Linked DNA regions of Mus musculus: region 2 is linked to region 1. Evidence: chromatin loops called from intact Hi-C (ENCODE). Cell type or tissue: left cerebral cortex. All regions are shown on one strand.

Region 1 (8,000 bases):
TTGCCCTGCTCTGGGAGCCTCCTAGATGCCCATTTGGGACTTTTACTGATTGTCTAAAACTAAATTCCTGACTACTCATTGCTATTGTCAACTACTGTCAAAGCAGAAAGGCCCTCACCTTCCTTCTTCCCCTCCTTTTCTCTGCTGTGATTACACCAGCTTCAAAGTTGGTCAGAGAACTCAATGCTTACACAGGTCCCTCTTTATTTGTAGTCCCCTCACCCCAATCCAGGGAGGTTGGAGGACACCCATTCACTGGTCTATATCTCTTCTCACTGACCAGTTGGAGCCCGGCCTGAAAGGAGCAGCAGGACAGACTTCCAGGCACAGGGCAGCAGAGTCAGGATCAGGTGTTCACAGCAAATCTTGACTACACAGCAGAAGGAAAGGGTGAGCTACAGGAGATGTTGCTCTAAACACACACAGATAGGAAACATCTTTAGAAAAAGGAATGAATTTCTTAATGAATGGGAAACACTGGCGAATAAAAATGAGGTCAGAATGGCGATGCGTAAAGAATATGAAAATTTAAAAGTAATACCAACAATTGACTTTTTAAAAAAGACAACTATTGCTGAGGGCCAGCCCAATGTGTGGTGTTTCTTTTCTGGTGGGTTCATCTTACGGTAGTGGTGGGGGAAGAGTGAAGGTGGAGGGTAAGACTTTGTCTTATGAGTTTCTGAAGTAAGACTTTGTCTTATGAGAAATTTAGGGTTGCTGTATAATAAAAAGTTTACTTATCTAAGTTTAAGTAACTATGCCATTGTAGCTGACCTGCCTTCTGTGATCCTGAAGCCAGAAACTGCAGTTTCTGGCACTTAGCACCTCTTCCTCAAGCCACAAAGGATTCAGTAAATAGCCTTTGTTCTATCTCAGCAGGGATTGCTGGGATCTAACTTTCAGCCTCCTCCTTGGAAGTCTCAGGAAGAGAAGACATTAGAGAAGTGATTATAGAATTTATTACTAGTTGTAAAAAGTTTCTTATAAAAACTAATTAAGGGGGAAAGGTTCCTTAGTCGGGAAACAAAAAAAAAAAAAAAAATCCTCTAAGGTTAGTATAACTGGGGAAAGGCAAAGTCTCCTCTATTGATCTCTTTGTCCTCAGTACTTATACATCTTCCAGAATACAAGATCACATGTTACAAAGTTCATCACAAGTTCACACAAAAAAATCAAATTGTAAATTGAAATAGAAGTTTACAACAGCGAATGTTTACATGCATATCCATTAGGAGTAATTATATGGCTAAACATCCATCACCTGTCTGAGCTCCACAGGTTCACTGAAGGTTTAAAACCATAACTAATGTATTAGTGAAGTTTTGTATAGATAAAGCCAGTTGAAATTTTATCTTCTGTCCTAGTACCTATAATAAATCATTAGTTGCTTTTTAATGACCTTTGGTTAATTGTTTTACAACCTCTTGGAATGTGCTCTGAGTAGGAGAAAGTCTGGTTACCATCTAACAGAAATTAACTGGTGACACCTGAGAGACTGGCAGAGTTCTCATTGCAGCTTTGACTATCAGAAAGGGACCTAATAGAAGTCCCATTATAAAAGAGCTTAATAATCACAGATATAATTTTAGGAATTCTTATAGGATCATCATAAAGACTTAAGTCATTTATTAGTCTACATAGCATCACTACCAGACAGTACATCTTTGTGGATCTGCAGAGGGGTGTGTTCCTACTTAGTGATTGTTATATATGTTTAATAATAACAGGAAAAGCATATTAATAGCAGAAACCTTTCCCAAAATTAGTCCCTCACAGCCTAGCTTAATGAGGGCTCACCTGTCGCAGATTATATAATAATCCGAGGCAGGCCACTTCAGGATGATCACCTGCTAGTTATTAGCTTGTCCCATTACGGCTCCTGACAAAATATAATTGAAAGAACACATAGGGATAATGATTTTGAAAAGAGCTGGCCCTTCCCTGTTAGAAGGAATGGCATTAATATGATAGTGTTTGACCTTGTCCCTATGTGCAAAGTTAGCTGCTGAGATCTCTAACCTGACACACAGCCAATAACATGTGTTTCAAATTTCTGAGCTGACTTAACTGTGTCAACAAGGACTGGAAATATCTATATACATCCCTTAAATGGAAATTCAGTATTCACTTATCTCAGGTTAAATTGTACACCACCAATTTTAAAACACTGTTGTGGTAAAATTCTTCATCTCAAAAATTTAGAAAGTTTCTTCATCAATAGGAAAGCAAGGTCACTGCCTGGGGAGCATGAGACTGGGATCAATGGTGCCTGAGTCAACATAGCTTGTCATAGAAACACTTCTAGTACAGGGAAGAAGATGCAGCTCTCCTAGAATAAGATACCTTCCCCAGGAGCAATCACTCCACAAACAATTACAAGATTAATTAAGAAAAATCTCTTTAATTGCAGCATATATTCAGCTCTGGCTAATGCTTAGAGAAGAGACAGCCCAGAACAGATTTTACATTCCACATATGCTGTCTCATGTAAGTGTGTCTTAGGTTCCAGCCCTGGGCAATGTTTTAAACAATTTAAATATGGACTAGAGACTGCAAGTCCCACAGATGGGAGACTTACACAGAATAGATATAATCTGAATTATTTCTTAGATAAATCAGTGCCCTGAAACAGCAGATCATTCATCAGTGACAGGGTTCTGAGATAGAGGAGCCAGAAGATGCGAAGGTTGGAAAAGTTGAAGGAAGAAAGTATCAAAGCTGGGATGGGGATGTCTTGGACGGGCTCTGTCTTATGCCACACAGGCTTCTGGAGAATATCATCCTGTATACTTCTTACAGGGACAAAATGGAACAAAATAGGAGACTTGTGTCAAGTCAGCACAAACTACCATGAATGGGAAAAACACAGGAAGGATCTAATAGAAGAACGTTGTACAAAAGGAACACTGAACCTCTCAAAAACATTCCTGACCAAGCCCACACTGGACTCGGGACTGATAACCATAGCCGCATGTGGTGGGATCTCAGGGTCTGAAGCAAGCCATCCCCGAAGGCCCTGGAGGCCCCGAAGGCCCTGGCCCCAGACCACCACCCGCTCTCCCAAGCACCATCCTTGCTTTAGAGAAGGAGCTCTATTTTATTCTCAGCACTTCAGGGCCTTAGGGGAAGCCCCTAAGCCTAAGCCCCAGGCTGTCATTGGCTCTGGAGACTGAGAAGGGGCTGGGCCATTCTCCATTCATGAAGGCCTCATAGAAAGCCTCCCTGGACCAGGCCAGTCCTCAGCACAGCAGTGGTTTTCCTTTTCAGTTATCACCAAGTGTGGTCTTGTCCACATGGCAAAACTATGCTTTGCTTAAGAAGAAAACCAGGGGGCTGGCTAGATGGCTCAGTGGTTAAGAGCACCGACTGCTCTTCCGAAGGTCCCGAGTTCAAATCCCAGTAACCACATGGTGGCTCACAACCATCCTAAACGAAATCTGATGCCCTCTTCTGGAGTGTCTGAGGACAGCTACAGTGTACTTATATAAAAGAAAGAAAGAAAGAAAGAAAGAAAGAAAGAAAGAAAGAAAGAAAGAAAGAAAGAAAGAAGAAAACCGGATCTTTATGGCACACCAGGCCTTAATGTTGGTCGTGACCCTATTTTGCCCCTTAGAGCCACTTGCTAGAGGCCTGTTCTTTGATATCAGGATGGCCCTAGTTCATGATTGTAAACCAGATTTGTCTCCTTTGTTATGGTTTATAGACAAATGTCTGGACAATCTTGGTAATCAAACACATATACTAGCATCCTATTATCCGTGGGGTGTTTTAGAGGCAGTCCTCCCTCAGCTACATTCTACTTGGTGTCACTATAAGTTTTGGTAAATCCTTTACATCATCAATTTTACGCTTCTAAATCACAGCTCAACATTGGAGTGCTACCCAACACACGAGGTGCCTTTTACAGCTTCCACAAAATCAAAGCCAAAGGGATCTTACACTTGCAAACCTACATATTAAAGGGCTAAATGCTAAGGCCAGAACTTCCTGAAGATACAGAGAAACTAAAGCTCTCCGCGTCTGGCTTCTTGCCAAGGATGTTTCTACACAGAAGCCCTTTCCCCAAATGCTTTGTGCAGATGCAGCCACCCTAGTGAGGTTATTCAGAGGCCACCTCCGGCTCCAGGGAGAGAACAGGACCACAGGGAACCTCACAGGCCTCTGCTTTTGTCAGGCTGCTGTTTATCACGGAGCCCCGGGGAAGACCCATGACAGCAGCTCCCTCTGCTCAGCCCCCTGCTCTTTCCTTTTGTTGGACATGGCCCTGCACTTACCATGTCGGGACTTGCCTGAGCTCTCCTCACGGGACTCCGCGGCGGCACACGGAACATGCCAAGCAGAAATACTCAGGATTGCCCTGCTTCACAGAAAGGGCCATACAGAAACCCTCGGGATTTATCTGCTTCATAAAGGAACTAGCAGGAAAGCTTCCGGTAAAGCCCGCCTTCTTCTCTGATTGGCAGGACCGCCTCCATGTGCTGATTGGCTAGTGAGTCTTGAGTAACATAAGCACCACAATTAGGGTTAGAGTGCACTGAAGGGACACAGTGGATTAGTCCTGGGCACAGTCAGAAGCCAGTCCTTTTGCAGATCTGCAGAGCTTTTCATTTCAGTACATCTTGTGTCTGTTTTCCCACCTAGGTCCGGGGAGGATCCACAACTCCAGCTTCCGGTCGGCTACCTGCTTTCCCCTTTGTGGGCAGTGACCCTGTGCTACTTTGTTGCAACTTTGAAGCTGTCCTGAGCTCCAATCACAGCACTAAGTAGGCACTTCCCCTTCTTCCTCCTGTAATCTAGGTCCATAAACTGTGTAGCCCATTTCTCAACTTACCGTGGAGTTATCAACCTGTCCCACAAGTGGAAGGGTGCCCAGAGTATTAACAATTACAGAAGTATATTAAGAGACAAGAGTTTTTGTTTTGTGTCTTCTTCAGGGTTCAGGAAAACTACAAGTACTTTTTACACCTAATACTTATGAGTCAACCATCAGAACCAAGCAGGAACCATATGACAAACACTGTGAAGCACTCTAATTAACCAATAAATCTTCCTCAGTGTCTGGTAAAATAAAATAAACAAACAACAAAACCGACATCTATTTTAGTAAAATTTCTCTAGATAAAGAGAACTCGAATGGTCAAGAAGCGCCTAAGGAAATGTTGAACATTCTTAGTCATCAGGGAAATGCAAATCAAAACAACCCTGTGATTCTACCTCACACCAGTCAGAATGGCTAAGATCAAAAAGTCAGGTGACAGCAGATGCTGGCTAGGATGTGGAGAAAGAGGAACACTCCTCCATTGCTGGTGGGATTGCAAGCTGGTACAGCCACTCTGGAAATCAGTTAGGTCATTCCTCAGAAAATTGGACATAGTACTACCTGAGGACCCAACAAGATTCTCCACCATATAACAAAGACACATGCTCCACTATGTTCATATCAGCCTTATTTATAATAGCCAGAAGCTGGAAGGAATCCAGATATTCCTCGAGAGGAATGGATACAGAAAATGGGGTACATTTACACAATGGAGTACTACTCAGTTATTAAAACAATTAATTTATGAAATTCTTAGGCAAAGAGATGGATCTAGAAGATATCATCATGAGTGAGATAAGCCAATCACAAAAGAACACACATGATATGTACTCAATGATAAGTGGATATTGGCCCAGAAACTTGGAATGCCCAAAATACAATTCACAAACCACATGAAACTCAAGAAGAAGGAAGACCAAAATGTGGAGACTTTGATCCTTCTTAGAAGGGTGAACAAAACACCCATGGAAGGAGTTACAGATTCAAAGTGTGGAGTACAGACTGAAGAAATGACCATCCAGGGACTGACCCACCTGGGGATCCATCCTATATACAATCACCAAACCCAGACACTGTTGTGGATGCCAACAAGTGCTTGCTAACAGGAGCCTGATATAGCTCTCTCCTCAGAGGCTCTGCCAGTGCCTCACAAATACAGCAGTGGATGCTCACATCCATCCATTAGACTGAGCATAGGGTCCCCAATGAAGGAGCTAGAGAAAGGACCTAAGGAGCAGAAGGGGTTTGCAGCCCCAAAAGAGGAACAACAATATGAACTGACTAGTACCCCCAGAGTTCCCAGGGATTAAACCACCAACCAAAGAAAACATATGGAGGGACTGGTGGGTTTAGCTGCATATGTAGCAGAGGATGGTCTAGTCGGTCATCAATGGGAGGAGAGGCCCTTGGTCCTGTGATGGTTCTATGCCCCAGTGTAGGGGGATGCCAGGGCCAGGAAGCGGGAGTGGGTGGGTTGGTGAGCAGGGGGAGAGGGGAGGGTATATGGGGAGGGTGTTTTTTTCAAAGGGAAAACCAGGAAAGGGGATAACATTTGAAATGTAAATAAAGAAAATATCCATTAAAATGAACTAGATTATCATCATCATAGTTACTATATTATAATTAAAATTAAGTGTTTTATTTTTAAAAATAATTGATAGTCTCAATCTCTCTATCATGTTGGAAATGAATTTATTTGAATGGCTCAAGAGCTGTGTCATTCTACTATCCCAACAGTGCCTTTCTACCAATGAAAATTTAAGAATCTACTCATTGTTTAGTCCATGTGGCTGCATGCCTCAGCTGGTCTTTAGTTTATATCAGAATTGCAAAAAAATTAAGCCCTAATGCCAGTTTTTAAAAAATTAACTTGCTAGCCAGAGGTAGGGCAGGCAGACAAAGAGAAAGATCTTCAGTCTTCAATCTCCTTTGTATATGTAGGCTGCCATAACAAGCTGTGATCTAGATAAAAGGTGGATTTTATCAACTCAAAGATCCATATTATATAAGGGCACTCCCATTTCAAAAGGTACAATTAAGAAAATTACCCACAATAGCCAACTATTTGGATTTTGGCTAATTCCAGATATATTTAACTTGACTACCAAGAATAGCCAGTGCAACTATCTAGACAAAGACAGATAAGATTTTTTTTTCTTGTGGCATGCACTGAGAGCATGAGAGCCATTTCCAAAGCAACGATTTTCTTCTAAAAAAGAAAGCATTGAGTCTTTACTTAGGGAATGTGGATACGTTCACATAGAGATTTGCCTACTCCTAAACATGCTAAGTTCTTCTCATGAACTTGGTCACAAGGTAATAGCAGAGATTTTTAAAAGGATCCTTAGCACAAAGTCATGCAGAAAACATATGTAAATTATAAAAATGATGGACAGAAATGTCTGTGAGATGTCCTTCTTGTACTACAAGGTCTTAACTGAAAAGCAAGTAAATGACACTGTGAAAGTAGTTTGCTCAGGAGCCAATGCTACATGGTAATATCATTACTTGTAGTCTAAGAAACAAAGGTAAAAATACCACAAGTCTCACATATAGAAAGTAAAAAGATCACAAATACCAAGGACCGAACTTGTCTAGGTACGGGTTCCTAAGAGTATGGTATTTGAGAGCAGCAGGAAAACAAGCAACTTGAAATCCAATCATGGGTCCAAGATGGCAGCTTGTGTTTGGAGGGGTGTTCTACTCTGCTTTAGCCCTTTCTTGATATTCTAAAAACGCTCTGGTTGAAACAGCAATCTTTCTGCTCACAACAGGTCTCTCTCTGTATTTTTTATAAGAATTCTTGCATCTACTGGCCAAGTAAAAAAAGAAAACTTTTAAAAGTAATTCTTGGGTTATCAAAATCAGAAAGCAAATAAACAACAACAACAACAACAGTAGTAGTAGTAGTAATAATTCTAAAAGAGCTGTTTTTGTTCTTCAGACACCCTTATTTGGATAGCTACTAGAAACCATTTTAAAAGAGCTGTGTCATCTGTTTAAGTAATTCTTTGGGCTCCTGACCTCAGAAATCCCTTTAGAAAAAATTCTTGAAGAGCTGTGTTCGCTCTCTAGGGATCTTCAGATATCTCACTCTACTGTCACTACAAAAAATTCTAAAAATGAACTGCTATCATTTCCTGCTAGCTCATGTCATGCAGACTGAAAACCCAGGTGTATT
Region 2 (8,000 bases), 230 kb before region 1:
ATGTTCTCCTGGCCTGGGGACAGTGGCCCCCACACTAACCATGGCATAGCTTGTGGTCTTCCTCACAGCTTGCTACAGATGCATGCTAGGAGAATCCTGCAAAGAATCTGCAATCCACTGATGATCCTGATTGCTAAGCCTGCCAGTGTCCATCATTAGATTAGAAAACCCAGCTGGGCCTCCTCTTCTGGGGATCAGAGAACAAATGACCCTTCCATCCTAGGTGCAGACAGAGTCCTAATCTGGGAAGACCGTATTTAATAGATTTTTTTTCTAGACGCCCAAAGCACTTATTTTCCTCTTCCAAGACACTAGAGTTCTTTGTTTGCATAGTCCATGACACACATAATGTCCAGTGCAGCCATCTCTACTCATAGTTGGGAAGTCCTGCAGCCAAACTTTAATAAATTCAAACAGTAACAACAGTTAAAACACGATCATCAATTTTAAAGCAAGAAACAGTTGATAGGAAGTGAATAAAAAACCAAATAAATAAAAAAGAAAGGACATGACTGCTTGGCATAGGCAGAACCAGGAACATCTGGGAGAGTCCAGAGGGGACAAATGTGGAGAGAGGAAGGAGGGGAGAAGCAAGAGCCAGACCAAGATATCAGGATGGTAAGTGGTAGATTTACATCTGACAAGAGCAGGCAACCAACATGGTTGGATTACAGGAGGAATGGCAGCTGGAAGAAGGGCAGCCTAACCCCCAGGCTACAGGGCTAGGTTTGCAAACCATGCCAGGATCAGGTAGGGACTGAGGTCTGCTGAGAGAACCTGACAGGCAGGTTTGCTTTGATTTGTTAAATAGGATCTTCAGCCATTTGTCCCCGGGCTTGAGACTTAACAGTGGGGAGAAAGGAGAAGGATGATTTAATTGTACTCTCAAAGGTTATTTTTTAAAGTTAAAACATGGTTTATGGTCCAGTATTCTTCAGGGACTAAACGTATGTCCTAGAGCCCATCAAGTATTACTCATATCTTTCACTCACATTGTGTATTTTAAGCCAGGGAAAAATAACATTCCTGTTAGGCACAGCCACAGTAGTTTGTCTACATCTTGTGTTACTTGAACTAGCTTAAATACAGAAATTTGGTTTCTAGAAATAAGATCAGTTCCTCATCCAGATTCGTGATTGCCCTGCTCTGGGAGCCTCCTAGATGCCCAGTTGCGACTTTTACTGACTGTCTAAAACTGACTACCTGACTACTCATTGCTATTACCAACTACTGTCAAAGCAGAAAGGCCCTCACCTTCCTTCTTCCCCCTCCTTTTCTCTGCTGTGATTACACCAGCTTCAAAGTTGATCAGAGAACTCAATGCTTACACAGGTCCCTCTTTATTTGTAGTCAGTCCCCTCACCCGAATCCAGGGAGGTTGGAGGACTCCCATTCACTGGTCTATATCTCTTCTCACTGACCAGTTGGAGCCCGGCCTGAAAGGAGCAGCAGGACAGACTTCCAAGCACAGGGCAGCAGAGTCAGGATCAGGTGTTCACAGCAAATCTTGACTACACAGCAGAAGGAAAGGGTGAGCTACAGGAGATGATGCTCTAAACACACACATATAGGAAACATCTTTAGAAAAAGGAATGGATTTCTTAATGAATGGGAAACATTTTATGATTAAAAATAAGAGATCAGAACAGCAATACATAAAGATAATGAAATTTAAAAAGTAACACCAACAACTGACTTTGTAAAAATATCAATATAATTGAAAGAACACATAGGCATAATGACTTTGAAAATGAGCACAGCCTACTCTGGTAGAGGGAATGACATTAACAAGACAGTGTTACTCGGGAGGCAGAGGCAGGCGGATTTCTGAGTTCGAGGCCAGCCTGGTCTACAGAGTGAGTTCCAGGACAGCCAGGGCTATACAGAGAAATCCTGTCTTGAACCACTCTCCCCGTCACACACACACGAAAAAGCTTGTGTCATCCCATGTCAACATCCAAGTCAGAGGCCTCAAGATCTGGATCACAGGTGTGCCCTCAATATCTGGATTGCACTTCATTCCAGATATAGTCAAGTTGACTACCAGGAATAGCCACCACAACCAATATGCATAAATTAATACATGCTGGAAAATTACAAAGACATTCACCCTGTGTGAACTAAGTCCTTCTTCATAATGGTGATGCCCGCAGCTGACTCCTTTGAACTTTAGTCTGTGGTCTAGCTATCCTGTTTCTTCTAAGAGCATACACAGCAAGCTGCTCCTCCTACTCTGGTCTGAAGGCAGAAGGCATGCTCCACAGGCAAAAGCCTTCACCTGTTACTGAAATGAACACTTCATTACATGACTCAAATGGGGAATTTTAAAACACTGGTGTGGTACAATCCTTTATCTCAATAATTTAAGAATTTTCATCCATAGGAAAACAAGGTTATTGCCCGGGGAGCATGAGACTGGGATCAAAGGTGCCTGAGTCAACATAGCGTGTCATAGAAACACTTCTAGTAAAGGGAAGAAGATGCAGCTCTCCTAGAATCTTTACACCTTCCCCAGGAGAAATCGCTCCGTAAGTGATTACAAGACTAATTAAGAAAAATCTCTTTCATTGCAGCATGCATTCAGCTCTGGCTAATGCTTAGAGAAGAGACAGCCAAGAACAGATTTTACATTCCACATATGCTGTCTCATGTAAGTCTCTCTTAGGTTCAGGCCCCAGGTGATATTTTAAGCAATTTAAATATGAACTGGAGACCGAAAGTCCCACAGATGGGAGATTTACACAGCAAAGATATAACCAGAATTATTTTTAAGTATACCAGTGCACTGAAACAGCAGGCCACTCTTTGGTGATGGGGTTCTGAGTTTGAGGTGCCAGAAGATGAGAAGGTTGGAAAAGTAGAAGAAAGCAGTGGTGGCAAACGCCTTTAATCTCAGTACTTGGGAGGCAGAGGCAGAGGTAGACAGATTTCTGAGTTCAAGGCCAGCCTGGTCTACAGAGTGAGTTCCAAGATAGCCAGGGCTACACAGAGAAAACCTGCCTGGAAAAATAAATAAATAAATAAATAAATAAACGGAAGAAAGTATCAAAGCTGTGATGGGGGTGTCTTGGATAGGCTGTCTTATGCCACACAGGCTTCTGAAGAACAGCATCCTGTATACTTCTTACAGGGGGAAAATGGAACAAGATACGAGACTTTTATGAAGTCAGCACAAACTACTATACAGTGAGAAAACCACAGGAAGGAGCTAATAAAAGAAAGCTGGAGAAACAGGAAGAGAGAACCTCTCAAAAACGTTCCTGACCAAGCCCACACTGGACTCGGGACTGACAACCATAGCCGCATGTGGTGGGATCTCAGGGTCTGAAGCAAGCCATCCCCGAAGGCCCTGGCCCCAGACCTCCACCCGCTCTCCCAAGCACCGTCCTTGCTTTAGAGAAGGAGCTCTATTTTATTCTCAGCACTTCAGGGCCTTAGGGGAAGCTCCCAAGCCTGAGCCCCAGGCTGGCATTGGCTCTGGAGACCTAGAAGGAGCTGTTCTATGCCTTGCTTGACCAGGCCAGTCCTCACCAAAACAGTGTTTTTCCTTTTCAAAAGGTTGTCACCAGCTGTAGTCTTGCCCATGTGGCAAAACGATGCTTTTCTCAAGAAGAAAACCAGACCTTTATGGCACACCAGGCCTTAAAATTGGTTGTGGCCCTATTTTACCCCTTGGAGCCACTTGTTAGAGACCTGCTCTTTGAAGTCAGGATGGGCCTAATTCATGATTGTAAAGCAGAGTTGTCTCCTATGTTATGGTTTGTGGACAAATGTCTGGACAATCCTGGTACACTACCACATGTATTCTAGCATCCTATTCTCCATTCGGCCTTTTTAGCATAGCACATACCTGTGTGGAGTTTTAGGGGCAGTCCTTTCTCACCTACATTCGACTTGCCGTCACTACAAGCATTAGTCTAGATCCTTTACATCAATTTTACTCTTCTACATCACCGCTTAATATTTGAGTGCTATCCGACACACGAGATGCCTTTTACAGGCTCCACAAAATTAACTCGAAATGGGTCTTATACCTACCTGTAAAATGCCTAAATGCTAAGGCCAAAACTTACTATAGAAACTAGGGCTCTCCGAGTTTGGCATCCTGCCAAGGGTATTTCTACACAGAAGCCCTTTCCCCAAATGTTTTGTGTAGATGCAGCCACGCTAGTGAGATGATTCAGTGCCCACCGCCAGGTCCAGAGAGAGAGAAAAGGACCACAGGGAAGCTCACAAGTCTCAGCTTCTGTCAGGCTGCTGTTTACTACTGAGCCCTGGGACGACCCAGCACTCCAGCCCCCTTGGCTCAGCCGCCTGCTCCTCCCCTTTGTGGGAGACCGCCTGGCACTTACCATGTCGGAACTTCTGGGCTTGCCTGAGGTCCCCGCACCCAGGAGCGGTACACAGAACACATCAAGCAGAAACATTCGCGACTGCCAGCTTTAAAAGAGGAACTTGCAAGATCGCACCCGGAAGAGCCCGCCTTCACTTTTGAGTGGCAGATCCGGCTGGATGTCCTGATTGGCTAGTGAATCTGGAGTGACATACACACCACCCATAGGATTAGAGTGTGTTGAAGGGACACAGAGGAATAATTCCAGGCACAGGTTGCCAGCAGAGGCCAGTCCTTTTCCGGGTCTGTAGAAATTTGCATTTCAGTACCACCTGTGTCTGTCTTCCAATTGCTTGCTGGTCTTTTTCCCCCACCCTGGTCAGGGGAAGACCCACAACTCCAATTTGCTGTTGCTGAGTTACCCGCCTCTCTCCACTGTGGGCCACATTGCAAATTTGGAGCTTTCCAAAGCTCCAGTCACAACACTCAGTAGGCACTTCCGCTTCTTCCTTTTGGAATCATTGAGACTTTACTTAGGGAATGTTGATAAGTTCACATATAGGTTTGCCTACCCCTATGCATGCTATGTTAAATCCTCTTCTGAACTTGATCACAAGGTAAAAGCAGAGATTTTTAATGGCATATAGCTCAAAGTCATGCAGAAACATTTTGTAAATTATAAAAGTGATGGACAGAAATGCCTCTAGAATGTCCATCTTCTATTACAAAATCTTAGCTAACCATCCAGTAAATGACGCTGTAAAAGTAGATGGCTAAGGAGCCAATGCTGCCTGTTAATCATTATCTGTGATCTAACCAATAAATGTATCAAAATGTATAGATACAAAAATGTATCAATGTATAGAAAGAACAGAGAACACTAATGCAGAGGACCAACCTCACCTAGGTCTGGATTCCTAAGAGAAGGGGTGTTCGAGAGCAACAGGGAAACAAGCAACTAGAACTCAAATCATGGGTCCAAGCTGCTGGCTTATGTTCTGCTGAGATAGCATTCCAGATGAGATGGCTTCCCAGACTGCTTTCTCTGTGTCTGTGTGTTCTGCTCTGCTCTAGACAGATTTTACCTTCTATTCTAAAACCTCTGAGGTTGAGACAGCTAGCTTTCTGCTTGAGACAGCTCTCTGCTAGTAAAAATTCTAAACGCTCTCTGGATAGCTCCTCAGTTTTCTGACCAAAGTCAGAAAAAACTGATCTAAAAAATTCGTGGCTTTTCCAACCAATTCAAAAAATACTGTTAGAAAAATTCTAAAAGTAATTCTTGGGTTTTCAAAATCAGAAAGGAAAAAAAAATCTGCTGTGTTCACTCTTCACATAGTCTTCTCTGGATAACTGCTAGAAAATATTTTAACAGAGCTGTGTCGCCTCTCTAAGTAATTCTTTGGGTTTCTAACCTCAGACATTAGAATGTTAGAAAAAAATCCTGAAGAGCTGTGTTTGCTTTCCAGAGATATCCAGATAGCTCAGCTCTCAATACTGAAAAAAACATTTTAAAAAGTAGTGCAGTATCTTCCTGCTAGCTCATCATATGCAGATCAAAAGCCTGTTTTTTTTAATTATATATGAATTTGGTTATTTATTCCAGGATCCCTTTTGATTATCCTATGAATCACCAGCCCATAACCCCAGCTCCTTGATGCTTAGGAGACAGCAAGTACATTTTATTTATTTATTTTTAACAATGTAAAAGAATTCAGAAATCTTGCTTAACTCTGTTATGTAGCTGGGTAGGAGTGTGCTGGGGGGACACAGAGTAGTTGCAAGCAGTGGAATGTTTCTATTGAGGCTTACTGGGCTATCCTAGTAGGTATTTGGAAGACTCTGCTGCTGAGAGTGACTTGTACTGTGCAGACCTGGCCCAAGATGTTTCAGTGAAGAAGAACTTCAGTATCTGGCCTAGAGACTGTTTTTGGTGAAGAAGATGGGTGCTTTATGCCCTTGTCTGAAGAGTCTACCTGAGACTAAGGTAAAGAGATTTATATTAGTTGTATTGACAAAAGAAGTCTTTAAAAAAAATCTCAGCAGAGACCTTGTTCTCTTGTTTTGTCTTATGAAGAGTGTTTTAATGAAAAGGAGCAAGCAGGAAGGAAGAGCTACATCCAAGAAAAGAGGTTCCCATTTTCCAACTTTATTAGAATATGTGTGTTAATTTGTACTAGAAGTCATTATTCTTCTTTCTAAGTGGTTCAAGGAAGATTAAAAAAAATAGTTGCTATCAGCACATTCAAATAGGATGTCAAGGGGCTGGAGAAGGGTCTCGGTGGTTAAGAGTACAGGCTGCTCTTTTAGAGGTCCCAGATTTGAGGCCCAGTATCCACAGGACACACATCCATGTGTGACTCCAGTTCCATGGTGATCAATCCCACTTTTCTGGCCTCTACAAAGCATCAGGCATGCATGGGACACATAGATGTACATGCAGTCAAAACTGCCATACACAAAAAATATTAAATAAAACAAATCCTTTCTCTCAAAAGTTGAATTCATCAGGCTATTTTTATTTCTTTCTTTATTTTTAAACAACCAACCGAATACATAAATATGTAAGTAAGTAAGTAAGTAAATAAATAAATAAATAAATAAATAAATAAGTGAATGGGTTGGTGTCAGAGGAGTAAGGCTGGTGGTAGGAAAAAATAATGTGAATTTGTGGCTGTTTATGCCTTTGAACAATGTTTTCAGGAGAGGGTGAAGGTGGAAAACTGTGCTGTAGATGATAGTGAATGCTGAAAGACTGAGAGGCCATTCTTGTTGAAAACTGAATGCATGGTGCTAGAATCACTGTGTCTGTTGGGTAAACATATGCACATGAATGAAAGTGTCCATGAAGGACAAAAATTAATGGGAAGAATTTACCCTGTAGCTACTGTGACATGCAGGTTTAACCTATCTCTTGTCTGTATTGGGAGCTGAAGTCTGGTTCTCTGAAAGGGCAATGTTTGCATTTACTCAGTGAGCCATCACTCCAGCCCCATCACCTACTTTCTTTTGTCTCCCAAAACGACCTGCCCAAGGTGCTACTCTACAAGATGGGTTAAGTTCTTTCACATCAGTCATCAATCAGGAAAATCTCACATGGGTTAGACTAAAGACCAATCTTATGGATGCATATTCTCAAGGTTTCCTTTTCACAATTGCCTGTAGCTCAGATCAAGTGAAAAAAAAATCTAACATGAACCACAACATACATATCATACACATATGAATAAGTAAGGTTATATAAACTAGCATTTGATTTTTAATGCTTTATGTTGATCAAATACCAGTAGATGCATGTTAACATATGTTCTGACAGGTAGATTGGAAATGAATTATTTCTTTTATGTATTCATATTTAAAAAGGCAAAGTCAAGATTTATTCCTCCAAGAGAACATCATATTTGCAGATAAAGTTCTATTATTGTCAAAAATATTTGTAATAAGTTTCCTTTCTACAGATAAAATTACTGGAGATATATTAACCACCTGTAGTAGCATCCAAAATGCATGCAAGATGGCTATGTATATAATAAATGGGCTGCCATAATACATATCTTCTCCAAACTAACTGTAAATAATAAACACAGCATGTCTGGGCTAAAGCAAGGGGGGGTATGGGTTTAGGGCATGGGGTGATGCTCTATGAACTAGGATCTATGATTATGCCCAT

What was found. Hi-C counts contacts between places; a loop is a spot of excess contacts. Peaks named below come from ENCODE experiments on the same cell type or tissue, not always from the same donor. Only the 100,000 strongest peaks of a DNase experiment are listed, where the experiment ranks them.
Region 2: a loop joins it to region 1, with 7 times the contacts of the local background. A loop is called at or near these places in 3 of 42 quality-filtered maps.

The regions. Positions count from the first base shown.
Region 1 is chr2:150,358,314-150,366,313 of GRCm38, forward strand. It overlaps 3300002I08Rik (RIKEN cDNA 3300002I08 gene), which reads right to left and starts at 4,452. Exons shown (of 4, transcript NM_027017.1): 1 at 4,275-4,452. The coding sequence starts at 4,331. In left cerebral cortex, no CTCF peak of the experiment used is centred here; a DNase peak (open chromatin) is centred at 4,456; H3K4me3 peaks cover 1,190 bases; H3K27ac peaks cover 757 bases.
Region 2 is chr2:150,132,216-150,140,215 of GRCm38, forward strand. Zfp120 (zinc finger protein 120) reads right to left here and starts at 4,463. Exons shown (of 4, transcript NM_181266.2): 1 at 4,353-4,463. The coding sequence starts at 4,427. In left cerebral cortex, no CTCF peak of the experiment used is centred here; a DNase peak (open chromatin) is centred at 4,524; H3K4me3 peaks cover 1,551 bases; H3K27ac peaks cover 815 bases.